2 separate regions of the Homo sapiens genome follow, and region 1 is linked to region 2. A link is an interaction called in ENCODE POLR2A ChIA-PET data of the cell type or tissue named here. Cell type or tissue: GM12878. All regions are shown on one strand. Links, peaks and the distances in the headings refer to the core of each region. The heading gives the core; the rest is flanking DNA.

Region 1 (7,080 bases), core at 768-5,767, 110 kb before region 2:
TGGGGGTAAGGTCACAGATCAACAGGATCCCAAGGCAGAGGAATTTTTCTTAGTGCAGAACAAAATGAAAAGTCTCCCATGTCTACTTCTTTCCACACAGACACGGCAACCATCCGATTTCTCAATCTTTTCCCCACCTTTCCCGCCTTTCTATTCCACAAAGCCGCCATTGTCATCCTGGCCCGTTCTCAATGAGCTGTTGGGTACACCTCCCAGACGGGGTGGTGGCCGGGCAGAGGGGCTCCTCACTTCCCAGTAGGGGCGGACGGGCAGAGGCGCCCCTCACCTCCCGGCACGGGGCGGCTGCCCGGACAGGGGGGCTGACCCCCCCCACCTCCCTCCCGGACAGGGCGGCTGGCCGGGCGGGGGGCTGACCCCCCCACCTCCCTCCCGGACGGGGCGGCTGGCCGGGCAGAGGGGCTCCTCACTTCCCAGTAGGGGCGGCCGGGCAGAGGCGCCCCTCACCTCCCCGACGGGGCGGCTGGCCGGGCGGAGGGCTGACCCCCCCACCTCCCTCCCGGACGGGGCGGCTGGCCAGGCGGGGGGCTGATCCCCCTACCTCCCGGACGGGGCGGCTGGCCGGGTGGGGGGGCTGACCCCCCATCTCCCTCCCGGATGGGGTGGCTGGCCGGGCTGAGGGGCTCCTCACTTCCCAGTAGGGGCGGCCGGGCAGAGGCGCCCCTCACCTCCCGGACGGGGCGGCTGGCCGGGCGGGGGGCTGACCCCACCCCACCTCCCTCCCGGACGGGGTGGCTGCCGGGCAGAGACGCTCCTCACTTCCCAGATGGGGTGGCTGCCGGGCGGAGAGGCTCCTCACCTCTCAGACGGGGCAGCTGCCGGGCGGAGGGGCTCCTCACTTCTCAGACGGGGCGGCCGGGCAGAGACGCTCCTCACCTCCCAGACGGGGTCTCGGCCGGGCAGAGGCGCTCCTCACATCCCAGATGGGGCGGTGGGGCAGAGGCGCTCCCCACATCTCAGACGATGGGCGGCCGGGCAGAGACGCTCCTCACTTCCTAGATGTGATGGCGGCTGGGAAGAGGCGCTCCTCACTTCCTAGATGGGATGGCGGCCGGGCGGAGACGCTCCTCACTTTCCAGACTGGGCAGCCAGGCAGAGGGGCTCCTCACATCCCAGACGATGGGCGGCCAGGCAGAGACACTCCTCACTTCCCAGACGGGGTGGTGGCCAGGCAGAGGCTGCAATCTCGGCACTTTGGGAGGCCAAGGCAGGCGGCTGGGAGGTGTAGGTTGTAGTGAGCCGAGATCACGCCACTGCACTCCAGCCTGGGCACCATTGAGCACTGAGTGAACCAGACTCCGTCTGCAATCCCGGCACCTCGGGAGGCCGAGGTTGGCGGATCACTCGCGGTTAGGGGCTGGAGACCGGCCCGGCCAACACAGCAAAACCCCGTCTCCACCCAAACCAGTCAGGCGTGGCGGCGCGTGCCTGCAATCGCAGGCATTCGGCAGACTGAGGCAGGAGAATCAGGCAGGGAGGTTGCAGTGAGCCGAGATGGCAGCAGTACAGTCCAGCTTCGGCTCCGCATGAGAGGGAGACCGTGGGTAGAGGGAGAAGGAGAGGGAGGGGGAGGGGGAGGGGGAGACTTGAGGATTTACCAATGAAAGAGACATGGTCCCAGGTCTCAGAGAGCTCAGAGGTGTGTGTGTGTGTGTGTGTGTGTGTGTGTGTGTGTGTGTGGAGTGTGGAGGGATGGTGGAGACTCACACAGAGGTTTATGCCTCTGTTCACACTGCCATGATCGAGGCATGAGGCTGGGCATGATGGCTCATGCCTGTAATTCTGGCATTTTCAGAGGCTAATGATGGAGGATTGCTCGAGTTCAAGACCAGCCTGGGCAACATAGTGAGACCCTGTCTCTACACACACAAAAAGCCAGATGTGGTGTCGTGTGCCTCTAGCCCCAGGTACTCGGGAGGCTGAGGTGGTAGGAATGCTTGAGCCCAGGAGTTTGAGGCTGCAGTGAGCTATGATCGCACCATGGCACTCCAGCCTGGGTGATAGAGCGAGACCCCATATCTCCAAAAGGGGTGGGGGTGGGGGGGAAGAGGAATGAGCAAAATGCCTGGGCTTGAGGGAATTCAGGCAAGGGGCCACCCAGGGTGAGTCTTCAGAATGAGTCATTCTCATCAAGGGTGGGGCACACTTCTGCAGCAGTCAGTGCTATGGTCTGAATGTTTCCCCTCAAGATTCTTACGTTGAAATCTTGGCCCCCAAAGTGATGGTATTTGGAAATGATGGTATTTGAAGGGTGATTAGGTCATGAGGGTGGAGCCCTTGTGATTGGCATTAGTGCCTTTTGAAAGAGTCCTCAGAGAGCTCTGCCCCTGCTAAAATGTGAGGACACAGCTAGAAGGTGCTGTCTGTGGACATGAAAGAGGGCTCTCACCAGAGACTGAATCTGCTGTGCCCCAGTCTTGGCCTTCCCAGCGTCCAGGACTGTGAGAAATAAATTTTTGTTGTTTATAAGCCACCCAGTCTATGGTATTTTGTTATAGAAGCCCAAAAGAAATGAGACATCTAGGGTTCATAGCTTTAGGCAATAGAAGCCGATTCAGACCAGCTAAGCAGAAAAGGAATTTATTAGAAGAATATGGGGTGTCTCATGTAATCAATAGTGTTAGGGAGGGCTGGAGAACCAGACTTAAGACTACGCTTCCAGGCACGATGCCCACGACATACAGAACTAGATGGATGGGGAAACCACAGCTGCTGCTGCCTCACCAGCTTCAGCTGCCACTGTCACTCCCCACTGACTGCACTTCCAGGCCAGGAACTTAATCTTGCTACCGTTTCTAACCCCCAAAGCTGGACACATTCTTACCACCCTTGTCAGCATGATGGGTTCTGGGTATGGTCTCCTTCCCCAAACTCCTCCCTTCTAGAGAGGAGTCTCTGGGGAGTGAAGCCAATGGGTGGAGTCAGAGACATCTGCTGTGCTCCAGCTGCAATGGAGGCTGGGTAACCCAGTTTCTGCTTTCTGCTTTCAGAAGGTGTGACTCATAAGACTGGAAACTCCTGAACGTAGCAAGGATGCTGGCAGCCAAGCCAATGACTACAAACATGATAAAGTCCATTACAAGGATGGAAAGTCCACAGAACAGAAAATGTGTCTATTTTTTCACCAGTGACCCTCCAGCACTCAGCTATGCCTGGAACAAGGTAGACAGTCAGAATAACATGTCGAATGAATGAATGAATAAATGGCAGAGAGGGTGGTGATGATCAGGGGGCTTGGACAAGCAGTCCTTTTACTTACAGATATCCCAGGAAAGATTTGAGGCCTCTGGACAGCTCTTTGAGCTTAATTTGGACCAGTCTTGCCACCCAGTCTGTGATCTGGGCCATTGGTCTGATTCTCTACTCTTTGACGAATGGGCAAAGGCCTGGCTCTTGGAATTGGGTGAAAAGAAATTGACCCAGCTCAAGTGGGGAAGGTTGAAGCACACATGGCTGATGATTAAAACATATATTGATTTCAGCAATCTCTACACACTTTCTCCACTGTTACTACGGTGGATGTTGTTTAGCCCAGTGTCCAGTCTGAATTTCCTCCTTCCTGACAGACCCTATTGTTGTTCTGGCACCCCTCCTCAGGGTGTGTGTCTCAGGGAAGGAGTTGGTCTTATCCCAGCTCCTGAACCACCTGCTTGGTCTAAAGTAATCCTCTCTCCTTACCAACGATTGGTCAAGAGTGGGCCAATAAGATGCAAGCAGGTATTTTTGGGGGTGGGATGGAGGAAGACATCTTTACGCTTTTGAAAGAGTTTTTGAAGGTTGCTCTAATCTAGTTTTCTCGGAATGTTGTTGTGGGTGAGTCTAAGGCCCTTAACTGCCCCAGCCATCTCTGATCTAGTCATAGATAGCGTACATACACACACACACACACATGCACACACACACATGCACACACACACACACACGTCACAGGGAAACAGGGCCAGGCTTCCAGACAACACCAGCCCTGAATTCTGCCCTACCTGCAGGTTTCCAGAGCTCCATAAGATCGGAGCCACTTTGAGTTTTGGATATTCGGTGTTTTGTCTCTGAGTACCCCCCGACAGCTACCCGGACCACTGCTTGCTCGTGTGTGTGATGGCCCCAACCCCAAGGCAAGACTGGCATCTGGCTGATGCTGAGGGGCTAATAAAGGATGGCCCCCTGCCCGTTCTCAAATGCCCTCCTATGGGTGCATGTGAGTCTGAGATGCATCAGGGACGGGCTTTCCTTTCAAGGCAGCCCTGTGTCTAAAGGACCCTGTTTAGGATAGAAATGCTCCAAGAATAGGTGACCCACAGCCAGTTAGCATCGCAGAGCATGAAGGAGTTGGTCAGGGAGGTGTGAAGCCAGCTGCCAGCCACCCTAGGGACTTGGATGGAAAGAGACCTTGGGCAGAGGGAAGAGAGGCAGAGCTTCCCTTCTGCCCAAGGTCTCTGTTGAGCAGACTCTGCTGAGCACGTGGCATGTCCTGTGACCCCCAATTAGGAAAGCAGTTGCGGGAACATATCTGCCTCCACATCACCGCCCCACAGGGGCATGGACTGCTTCCACATTATTTAAAGAGAAAGGAGGGCATGTTCTTCAGGTCTCCAAAGGGCTCCCTATTTCCCTGGGAGGGGAGTCGGGCGGAACATAAATAAGACAATTTATTCAGAGAAACCATCTCCCCTATTTACATTTAAATTGAATAATTTAAAACACCTTTACCCATTTCCATAAATTATCCCCTGTCGGACGGGCAGCACAACTGTGCAGAGGGGGTTCCGTCCTGGGGAAAGGCCTAATTACATTCCCTGCACAAGGCTGGGTGGGAGAGGGAGCGTGGGGAGGTGGGCAGGGGCGGGCAGGCCTGGGAGGAGGGAGCTCCATGAGGGGCAGATGTTTGCCTTATAATTGGCAGGAAGAAGGGGGTGAGGTGATAAGAAAGTGAGGTGCCTTTAAGAGCTTTAAAATCCAGGGGTAAAGGGCCTCAAATCTTCCGCTTCACAGGAGCAAAGTCACTAGGACCGATCTCCTGCCTCCCAGCCAAGGGCATCACTCACACTTTAATCCTGGATCCTGGATCATCTCTCCTAGTTTTACAACTTTTGCAGCCTCTACCTCCTGTACCAAGGGAGGAGGAGGAAGGGGAAGAAAGAGCAGGGTTTCCTCGGTGATGGGTTAGTGACGGTGTTTCCCAGGCACCTATTGTTTGCCAGGCTCTGAGCTGAGTGCTGGGGACACAGGGGTAACCAGCCCCAGCCCCACCCTCCAGGGCTCCCTGGGGATGGGGGAGGAAAGTGACTTTCATACAAGCTGCATACTCAGAGCAGAAGCAAGAGAGACAGAGAGACCCATAGGAGGTCAGAGGAGTGAGAAGAGCTGTCCCCTGGGGGTATCTGGGCTTCGTGGAGGAGGTGGCTCTTGAGGTGCCCCTTGGGGGATGGGTAGCCTTGGGCAGGTGCTAAGGTAGGTAGAGGGCATCACCAAGCAAGGTACAGAAGCTAGGAGGTCTCGGAGCCAAGATGCCCACAGCAGACTGGAGAGGCTGGGGAGAGGAGCCTGTGGGAGAGGGGCCTGAGGCTGGGCTTTATCTTTCAGGAGGAAATGGAGAGGGTGCAGGAGGCAGAGCTGTTGCCGGGCTTGGTAGCCTTGCCATGGCACTATTTTCTTTAACAGCACAGAGAGAGCTTGCGTGGGTGGAGCCTGGGCATTTGGATTCTCTGTTATCAGCTTCTTTTAGGCTGCTTAAGAAGGAGAGCTCTCCTATTGCCAGAATGCCTCCGTTTCCCCACCAAGGGCCCAGTGCAGCTGCAGGCTCTTCCCAGGTCCTGCTGATGCAGAGGGGGTCTGGCTCCTGCCAACTGCCTGCTAGCTCTTCCAGGCCCTGGTGTCTCTGTGCCTCCAGGATCTCCTGGGCTGTCACTCTTGAGTCGCCCAGACACGAGAACTACAGACCTTCCCCACCCTCGCCCAGGATCTCCTCTTGGCCTTTCCCAGAGATGGGGTTCTTGCCAGCTTCTCTCGTCTCTGGACTCAGATCAGAGCCCCAGATGACTCCACTCCTCCCCGACTGAGGGGGAAATGGCTGGTGAACCGTGTGGTGATTTGGCTTAGAGAAGAGAACAGCCAAGGGTGGCTTGGAAGGAAGGCTGGTGACAGGCTTTTAAATGCTTAAGACAATCCTACAGGGCAGGCATCATTAGCTCTGCCTAAGAGATGAGGAAACTGAGGCTCCAAGCTGGGGAAAGCAGGACTTGCCCTCCGTTCTCTCTGCCTTTAAAGCCCCTGCTGCTGCTGGCAGGCTGAGCTGTGTCACTCGCGAGGATGCTGACAGCAGGGGCTGGTGAGCAGGGCCGCGCTGGGGGCCCTGTGAGCAGATGGGGCATAAACCTCTTTGGGAAAACAGATTAAAGTGGCCATGGTGGTGCTTAAAAGCTACGTGGTCCCCTTGCATGTTCATGGAATCTTATCAATGTGTTCCTCTGCCAACTTCAGGGGCCCTCCTGGGGGAGGAGGGGTGGATCCAGAAGTGAAAAATGCCTGTGGGACAAGGCACACCTGGCCCCGTCTCCTGCCTTTTCAGAGCCAAGGCTCCTAAAATAAGCTCCTCTATGCTAAGAAAGAGGGGTCTCCAGCAGTGGCCTCGGAGCTGCTTTTTAGCCTCTCCCAGCACCTGTCTCCTCCCATCAAGTCAGTGGCTTGTCCTCTCCTACAGATTCAGACCCGAATCTAGCATTGACTAGCCGTGTGACTCTGGGAAAGTCACTGTCCCGCTCTGAACCTGAGTCTTGCCTCAGAAGGTGGTCATGAGAGTTGGATGAGACTGTATAGTGAGCCACATGGCATGGAGTGGCATACCATGCAGCTGCTCCCTAAATGCCAGCTTCTGCTCTGATAGGCCTGCCGCCTGTTAAGGAGCTCCTTCTCGCCTTTCTCAAAAGTCCCAGGGAACCTTGTCTGGGAGACCTACCAGAGTGTACTCCCTGCAACAGCTGTCGCAACGTTTGGTGTCCTGTGACACTGAGGTGTTCAGTTTGCAGGTGTTTGCATGTGGCTGGTGGTAGAGCAGGGCCAGGCAGA
Region 2 (7,080 bases), core at 946-5,945:
GAGCCATTTCTGATTCACTACATGGGGTAGAGCTGTTTGCACTTGCTAAGTGTGTAATAAATATGTGTTGACTGAGCCCGTCTCCCTTGGTCAGAGGGAGTACTCTTGCCCCAAGTCTTCTTTCCCTTCCTCAGCTACAATTTGAGGCCAGGGAGTGAGGCAGGCAGTGTATTGTAAGACCTTCCATTAATTCACTCAAAGCATTTACCAAGCACCAGGCTAGGGGCTCCGATGAGAACCCTGTGAATTTCCTAGGGCTGCAGTAACAAATTACCACAAACGGCATGGCTTAAAGCAACAGACATTTCTTCTCTCGCAGCTCTGAAGGCTGGAAGCCCAGAATCAAGGTGACGGCAGAGTCATGCTCCCTCTGAGGTTCGAGAAAAGAATCTGTCCCATACCTCTCTCCCAGCTTCTGATGGCTTCTGGCAGTCCCTGGCATGCCTAGGCTTGTAGAGCCTCACTCCAATCTGTCTCTGTCTTCACATGACATTCTCCCGTGTGCTGCTAAGTCCACATTTCCCTCTTAAAAGGATGCCAGTTGCGTTGGAGTGAGGGTCCACTCTAATCCAGTGTGAACTCATCTTAACCCTGATCATATCTGCAAAGACACTATTTCCAAATTAAAGTCACATTCCCAGGTTCTAGATGGACATGCATTTTGCAGGGATAGCAGTCAACAGCATGGGAAACAATGCTTGCTCTCAAGGAGCCCATTGTCTCATGGAAGGAGGAGCAGACCTGTTAACATAGAGGAGCGATGTGGTGATTCCCGGAGGCACGCTGGAGCAGAGAGAGAGCATGTGTGCTGGGAAGACCCCTGAACCAATCTCTGAGGGGACAGGAGCTGGTCAGAAGAAGGGTGTGAGTAAAGGTGGGAGAAATGGCCTGGGGCATGCAGAGAACTCCCAGCAGCTGGTGAGGCTAGAGCCCAAAGAAGGGATCAGGGAGTGATGAAGACAAGGCTGGGAGGTGAGCAGGGGGCAGTTGTGGAACACCTTGGACACCACGGGCCTTTATCTTACAGGCAGCCAATCAGAAGCCAATGAAATACTTTACGTAGGAAAATGATAAGGCTAAATGTATCTTGAAAGCTGACTCTGGCATCCATGTGGGATGGGTTAAGGGGTGAAACTGGAGGCCAGCGAACTAGTTGGATGCTGTTGCTAGTGCAGGCTAGAGATGTGAGGCTGTCAGCGGCTGATGGGGGTCTTGGCCAGTTCGTGCCCACTGTTATTCCAGAGATAAACACTGTGGACTTGCATCACAAACACCATTCTGCAGGTAGAACTTGACCTTCATAAAAGGAAGACAGAAAAAGACATCAGAAATTGTTTTTTAAGAACAAATGTTGGATTTTCAAGGGATCTGAAGTCAAGGTTGAATTTTCCAATGAGCTAGCTGGACTCTTCTTGGCATTTAGACATCCCAGGGTTTGCTTTCCATTGATTTTCCAGTGGGAACCTCCTTCTCATGCGTGATCTTCCTCCTACACTCTCGGCCCCTTGTCAGGTGCAGTTTCTGGTGAGGTCTTAAATTTTTCAATGGTGCCCAGCTAGCTGGTGTAGAAGCCCTTAGGTCTGGGCAGCCTGGGGATGCCCTTTCCTGTAAGACTGTGTCAGGCACGCTCTTTCCTGGGCTAAGATCTTCATGGGCCAATGCCAATGTGAGTGGCAAGGGAGTCCACGCACTGTAGGGCTCTCCCTCCCAGCCCATCTGTGCCCTTGCATGGCTGTTCCGAGTCACAGGCCCCCTCCATTTAGGACATTGTAATGCGGCCTTCTTTCTTTACTCTAGACAAAGGAGATACTGCATAGGCAGTTGTAAGTGTGAGTCTGGGGTGTCAGTATCACTGTGGGTGGAGTTGGTTGGCAGTTGAAAGGCCTCAGGCCCAAGCTGTGGGACCACCCACTGTCTGATGGAAGTGAGTGATGAAAGAAGCATGACAAAATGCAACCCCAGAGAGGTGGGATTGGGGGTGGATGGGGGAGTGGACACTCCCAGCGGCATCCCAGACAGCTGTTTTCATTGATGCGTTCTATAGGGAAAAATTGTGAAAGACTTTGAAATGGACCAAAAAGATGATTGGGTGTCTTGTCTAGCATACTCTTCTGGGTTTTTTTCAGGCTTCATGGTCTTTGAGCTATTTTACAGCCCTGGAAGTTACAGAAAACTGGTAATAACACAACGAGGAAAAGGCATGTGAGGCCATAGCAAGAGGACACACAAGCCAGGAAGTGAGCCCCCATCAGACACCTGAACCTTGATCTTGGACTTCCAGTGTCCAGAACTGTGAGAAATAGATTTCCCTTGTTGAAGCCACCAGCCTATGGTGTTTTCTTATGGCAGTTGGAGCAGACCATGAGAGCTATATTTCAGGTTCTTTGAGATTTTCTTTTAACCAATTGTAATATCTTACTGGTTCCCCCATGAATTAATGGACTAAATACAATTTTTGACATAGGTTATTGGTATCAGAGTCACGATTTTGTCCTTAAGAAAAAGTTATTCTTTGACCATTCAATCATTCAGCAGAATGTTTGTTGATGCCGTCCCTGGCCCTGGCACTGTGCTGATGGCTGGAAATACAAAGATGAGTTCAACATAGTCCTTGTCCTCAAAGAGCTCCTTGTGTGGTGCAGAGGCGGGCAGGAGGCACACCAGTGAGCATCAGAGTGTCGGTGCTGAGGCTGCAGTTGGAGGAGGTCGCTTTTGGCAGGGATTCGGGGCAGGGCTGGGAAAAGCATGAGTTTTGGAGTCAGACAGGCCTAGCTCTAAGTCCTCAATTCACCACTTCAAAGCTTTGTGGCTTCAGATACATTCATTTTCTTATCTGTGAAGTAAGGATAGTATTTTCATCTTAAGGGTTTATGAGAAGTAAATGAGGTATTGTGTGCAAAGAGCTTAGCCCAGTGCCTGGCATATACTAAATGCTCAACAAATGCTAGTCTCAGCCTTCTGGGCTATGATTTCAGAGGTGCAAGGAAGGCCCCTGATTCCTTCCTCTGCCTGCTAGGAGACACCTGAAATTCCTTTAGGAGAGGAAAAACCTTTCATTACACAGCTAGCAAAGCACTCCCAGTATAAACAGCTTGGGACAGGAAGTGTGGTGACTCAACACACGTTAATATGTAATTTGCTGATGCCAGGGCTTCCGCTTAGAGAAAGTTTTCATAAGCATAACCCCTTGCCTGTGAGTGCCTCTGAAAGCACTTTCACATCTCTGACCTCATGTAATCCCCCCAGCGCCTATCTGGGGAGGGCAGGTCCTGGAGGATCATCCTTACTCATTTTACCAAGGAGGGGACTTGGGCTTTGAGCCATGAAATAAATAGTCCATTCCAGGTTACTCAGCCATGATCCAGGAGCCAGGCCTCAGACCTCAGTCTCCAGACTCAAACAATGCACCCTTACCTCCAGTGGAGTGAAGAGGGGAGAGGAGTCACTCTAGAAGAGAACTTGGGGAACCTGAGCTTAAAGAAGCTGAGTCAACCCTGGGTGGAGGAAGCAGAGCCTCCCAGGATGGTGGGTTAAGGATCTGCTCTCTATAAGCTGTGGAATTCTTACCATGTTGGGCCTTGATTTCTTCTTTTCTAAAATGGTGGTAGTAATGCTTGTCTCACAGGGCTGCTGTACGGATAAAGAGGATAACACAAGCAGTGTCTAGCACAATGCTAGATGGAAGGCTTCAAGCCACACAAGAGCAGGGACAAATCTGACTTGCTCCCCATTGCATCCCAGCAATCGGTAAAGCACCAGGCACGTGGTAGGTGCTCCAGGAGTATTCAACAAAGGAATGGATCAGTGAGTGGCATGGGCTCAGTGCACGGCCACTGTTGTAGTCATTGTGTAGGAACAGGATCGCTGGTGGAACTCACCGAGCCTGGGGACGTGGAAGAGAGGCTGGGGGAGCCGGGTCTGCAGACACATTTCAGTGGCTGTGGGGAGGGCAGGCTCAAGGAAGAATTCAGTTTCTTTGGATATGAGGGCTTTGGGACACCTTCTGCTCTGAATGGAGGAGCCAGGAGCTGGGATACTCCATGTCCAGGCCAGGGGACAGGGTGACTTCAGGTAGAAGTTGTAGGCATGCAGGTAAGCCCCAGAGAGCATAAGGAGAGAGAAACCCAGGCCCATGCTAAACCAGCAGGGGCAGCCCATGTGGGTGGTGCAAGGACCAGACAAGCAGCCTCCAGGGGGTGGGCAGAGAGCTTCTCTGTGGCCCCTGTGCTGGGGTAGGGGGCATGGGTGGCCCAGAAGGACAGGATGCCACTGTATTTCCTGAGAACTGCTGCCCCAGCCCTTAGCTGTTCCTTCCACTAGAAGCCATTTTCACTCCTACTCTGACCCTCCTGAGACCATGGCTCACGGTCAGGCCCTGATCTTCTCGTGGATTTCTATCGATTTGGATGTTTTTGACAGAGCGTGTCTTTAGGAGAGGCTGGTGGGACCTTCTGCTCCTGAGCCGCGATCTCTGCCTCCACCTGAATCTTCACCTCTGCTCTGTACCTCCCCTCTTCACTCACAGCCACTGGCTCAACTCTCCCACTTAAAACAAAACAAACAAAACCCTCTCTCCCTTGGCCCCAGCTGTCTCTTCAGATCACGTCTTATCTTTTCTCCCCCAACTCGTATCTTGGGAGGATTAGCGTTCCTTGCTGTCTGATGTTCTCTCTCATTCACTTTTTTTTTTTTTTTTAAGCAAGTGGTCTTCCAGGTGTTTTTCCTCTGAGTGGCATCACCAGTGGTCTACAAAGTCACCAAGTCCCCTCTCCAATCCACCCCCTTACCACTTCTAAATCCAACTGCTGTTCTCAGGACGTTTCTGCCTCCCATGGCATTTGGCCATGTGGGCCGCTGCCTGCTTGGAAGTCCAGCCTCAGGTCCCAGGCGGAACCCCGCCGGTGCCTGTGGCTTTGGCCTTGGCTGGCTTCTTGCTTTCCTTCGCTGGTCGCCCGCCCCCTTTGCTGTGGGTGCTTCTCGAGTGGATCCCAGTCCTCACCTCCTCCCTCCACGCGTTCTCCCTGCGTGAGCTCATCCTCCCTGTGGCTTTAATTACCATCTGTAGGCTGCTGGCCGCTCCAGTGTGGGCTTGTCTCAGGAGAAACAGCCCAGCAGCTTAAGAGCATCTCCATCCCCACATGTGTGAACTTGAGCACGTTCTGAACACCCCTCCCGCCTTCCCGCATGGCCACTGTCTCAGTAAGCATCTCTCCAGTTGCTGGTCAGAAACCTGGACAGGACTCCTGATTCCTCCTTCTCTGTCAGCCCCCACACTCAGTCCTTCTGTTTGATTTGACCCAATCGCCCCTTAGGTTTTCCTCCTAATTTGCTTTCCAGTCCACCCGCTGATCTCCTGCCCGCCTCAGTGATGGCTTCCTCCCAGGCTCCCTGCCTCAGTTGCCCCGGCTCACTCCCATGGGCTCAGCAGGTCTTGGGCTCTGCCTCATGCCTTGGGCTTCTCTGTCTGTCTGTTCCCTCCCTCCAAGCTTTCCTCAAGCCTCACCTCTTTGAAAGCTCGTGTCACAGTTAAGAGGGATAGTCTGGAGCCCACAGACCTATTTCAAATCTAGATGTCAGCACTTAGCAGCTTTGTGATCTCAGCCTCAGCAAACTTCTTACCTGCTCTATGCCTCAGTCTCCTCTTATGTAAATGGCGATCCCTGCTTCTCATCGATTGCTGTGAGTCAAGTGTGTGTCTCTAGCTGCTTTTGTATTCTAGAGAAAGGCGTTCATTGCTGCCAGGGAGACAGGGATCTTTGTTCCGGAAAATGACCCATTGATTGTGTCAGATAAAGCTCTCTACCCACCAGAGTGAAACTGGGAAGGCCAAAGAATGGGGCTGAACTTCTCCAAAGACAAAAGCCATTTCAGCAGGAAGCAATGAGAACCCGGAAATGGCAGAGGGGGGTCAGCCACGGGATTGGAGTGCAGAGGCTGAAGACAGAACCCAGAAGATGTGACTGGTTCAGGAGGAACTGGCAAGAGCAAGAGGTCTGATTTTTAAATTTCGAGTCACTTGTTAGGCTTCAAGAAGGTCCCTCCTATTCCCCAACTTCTAGGAAAATTATCTTACAAGTTCTGCCATAGGTTAGTAACATTTTGGGAGAAAATTCAGGACGAGACAGATCCCATCTGCCACTTCTTCCAGGAAGCCTTCCTGGACTCCCCCTGTCTCCCAAGTCTGGTTTTGGTATCTCCTCTTCTGTAGGTCAACAAGAAGAAAAAAACAAACAAAAACAAAAAACAACCCAAAAAATTGCATAAACTCAAGAGTCAGAACAGGATTGAGAGAGAAGAGGAAATCAGAATGAGAGGAAATCATGAAAATGCCAGGTCCTGGCAATTCTTAGGCATCTTGGAGACTGTACGGCATGGAACTGTTTTTATCTGAATACTGAAAGTGACCCCAAAGCTTTAAAGGGACATCAAGAGATCATCTGTGTTACTGAGAATTAAATTAGATGATGTACATAGAGTTCTTAGCCCCAGCCCCAACACACAGGAAACTCAGAAATTTGGGAGTTACTTTTTTTTTTTTTTTTAACAAACATTATAATGTCCTATTTTATAGATAGCAAGGATATAACAATCTCATCAGAGGTGAGGTGGGCAGAGATCTACAGGAACAGAGGGAGCTTATCTCCTCTTAACTTCCCTGGGCACCCAGGCCCCCTAATGGGGACACAGCTGCTGGTGACACTGGCCAAACAAGGACAATCTGACCATATCTGGAAATGTCCACTTTTGTTTTTATTGTCAGCTACTATTATCATTTTTAATAGGACAGGGTCTCACTATGTTGCCCAGGCTGGTCTCGAACTCCTGGACTTAAGCAATCCTCCCGCCTCGGCCTCCCAAAGTGCTGGGACTGAGCCGCAGTCTGAGCCGCAGCGCCAAGCTCTATTATTTTTAACATCACTGTCCTTCCTCAGTGTCCCCAGAGTGCCTCTGCCTGTCCCCACTCATCTGTTGTTGAGTGTGGATCTTGGATTACTACTTTTCTACTTAGATGTAAGAAATCTGGCTGATTTTCACATGTGGTTTATAGAAATAGAATGATTTTTTTGGTTCCATCATGTA

What was found. Peaks named below come from ENCODE experiments on the same cell type or tissue, not always from the same donor. Only the 100,000 strongest peaks of a DNase experiment are listed, where the experiment ranks them.
Region 1: POLR2A ChIA-PET joins it to region 2 with 5 read pairs; 3 of 35 experiments call an interaction of 5 or more read pairs at or near these places.

Annotation. Positions count from the first base shown.
Region 1 is chr11:119,507,301-119,514,380 of GRCh38, forward strand. No RefSeq gene overlaps it. Among named protein-coding and RNA genes, the nearest start is that of THY1, 88 kb to the left of the region's middle. RefSeq lists silencers at 3,115-3,204, 3,868-4,057. In GM12878, for the core only: no CTCF peak of the experiment used is centred there; DNase peaks (open chromatin) are centred at 2,981 and 5,271.
Region 2 is chr11:119,612,576-119,619,655 of GRCh38, forward strand. No RefSeq gene overlaps it. Among named protein-coding and RNA genes, the nearest start is that of NECTIN1-AS1, 94 kb to the right of the region's middle. RefSeq lists enhancers at 1,555-2,078, 3,554-4,143, 5,324-5,911. In GM12878, for the core only: no CTCF peak of the experiment used is centred there; a DNase peak (open chromatin) is centred at 3,136; H3K27me3 peaks cover 154 bases.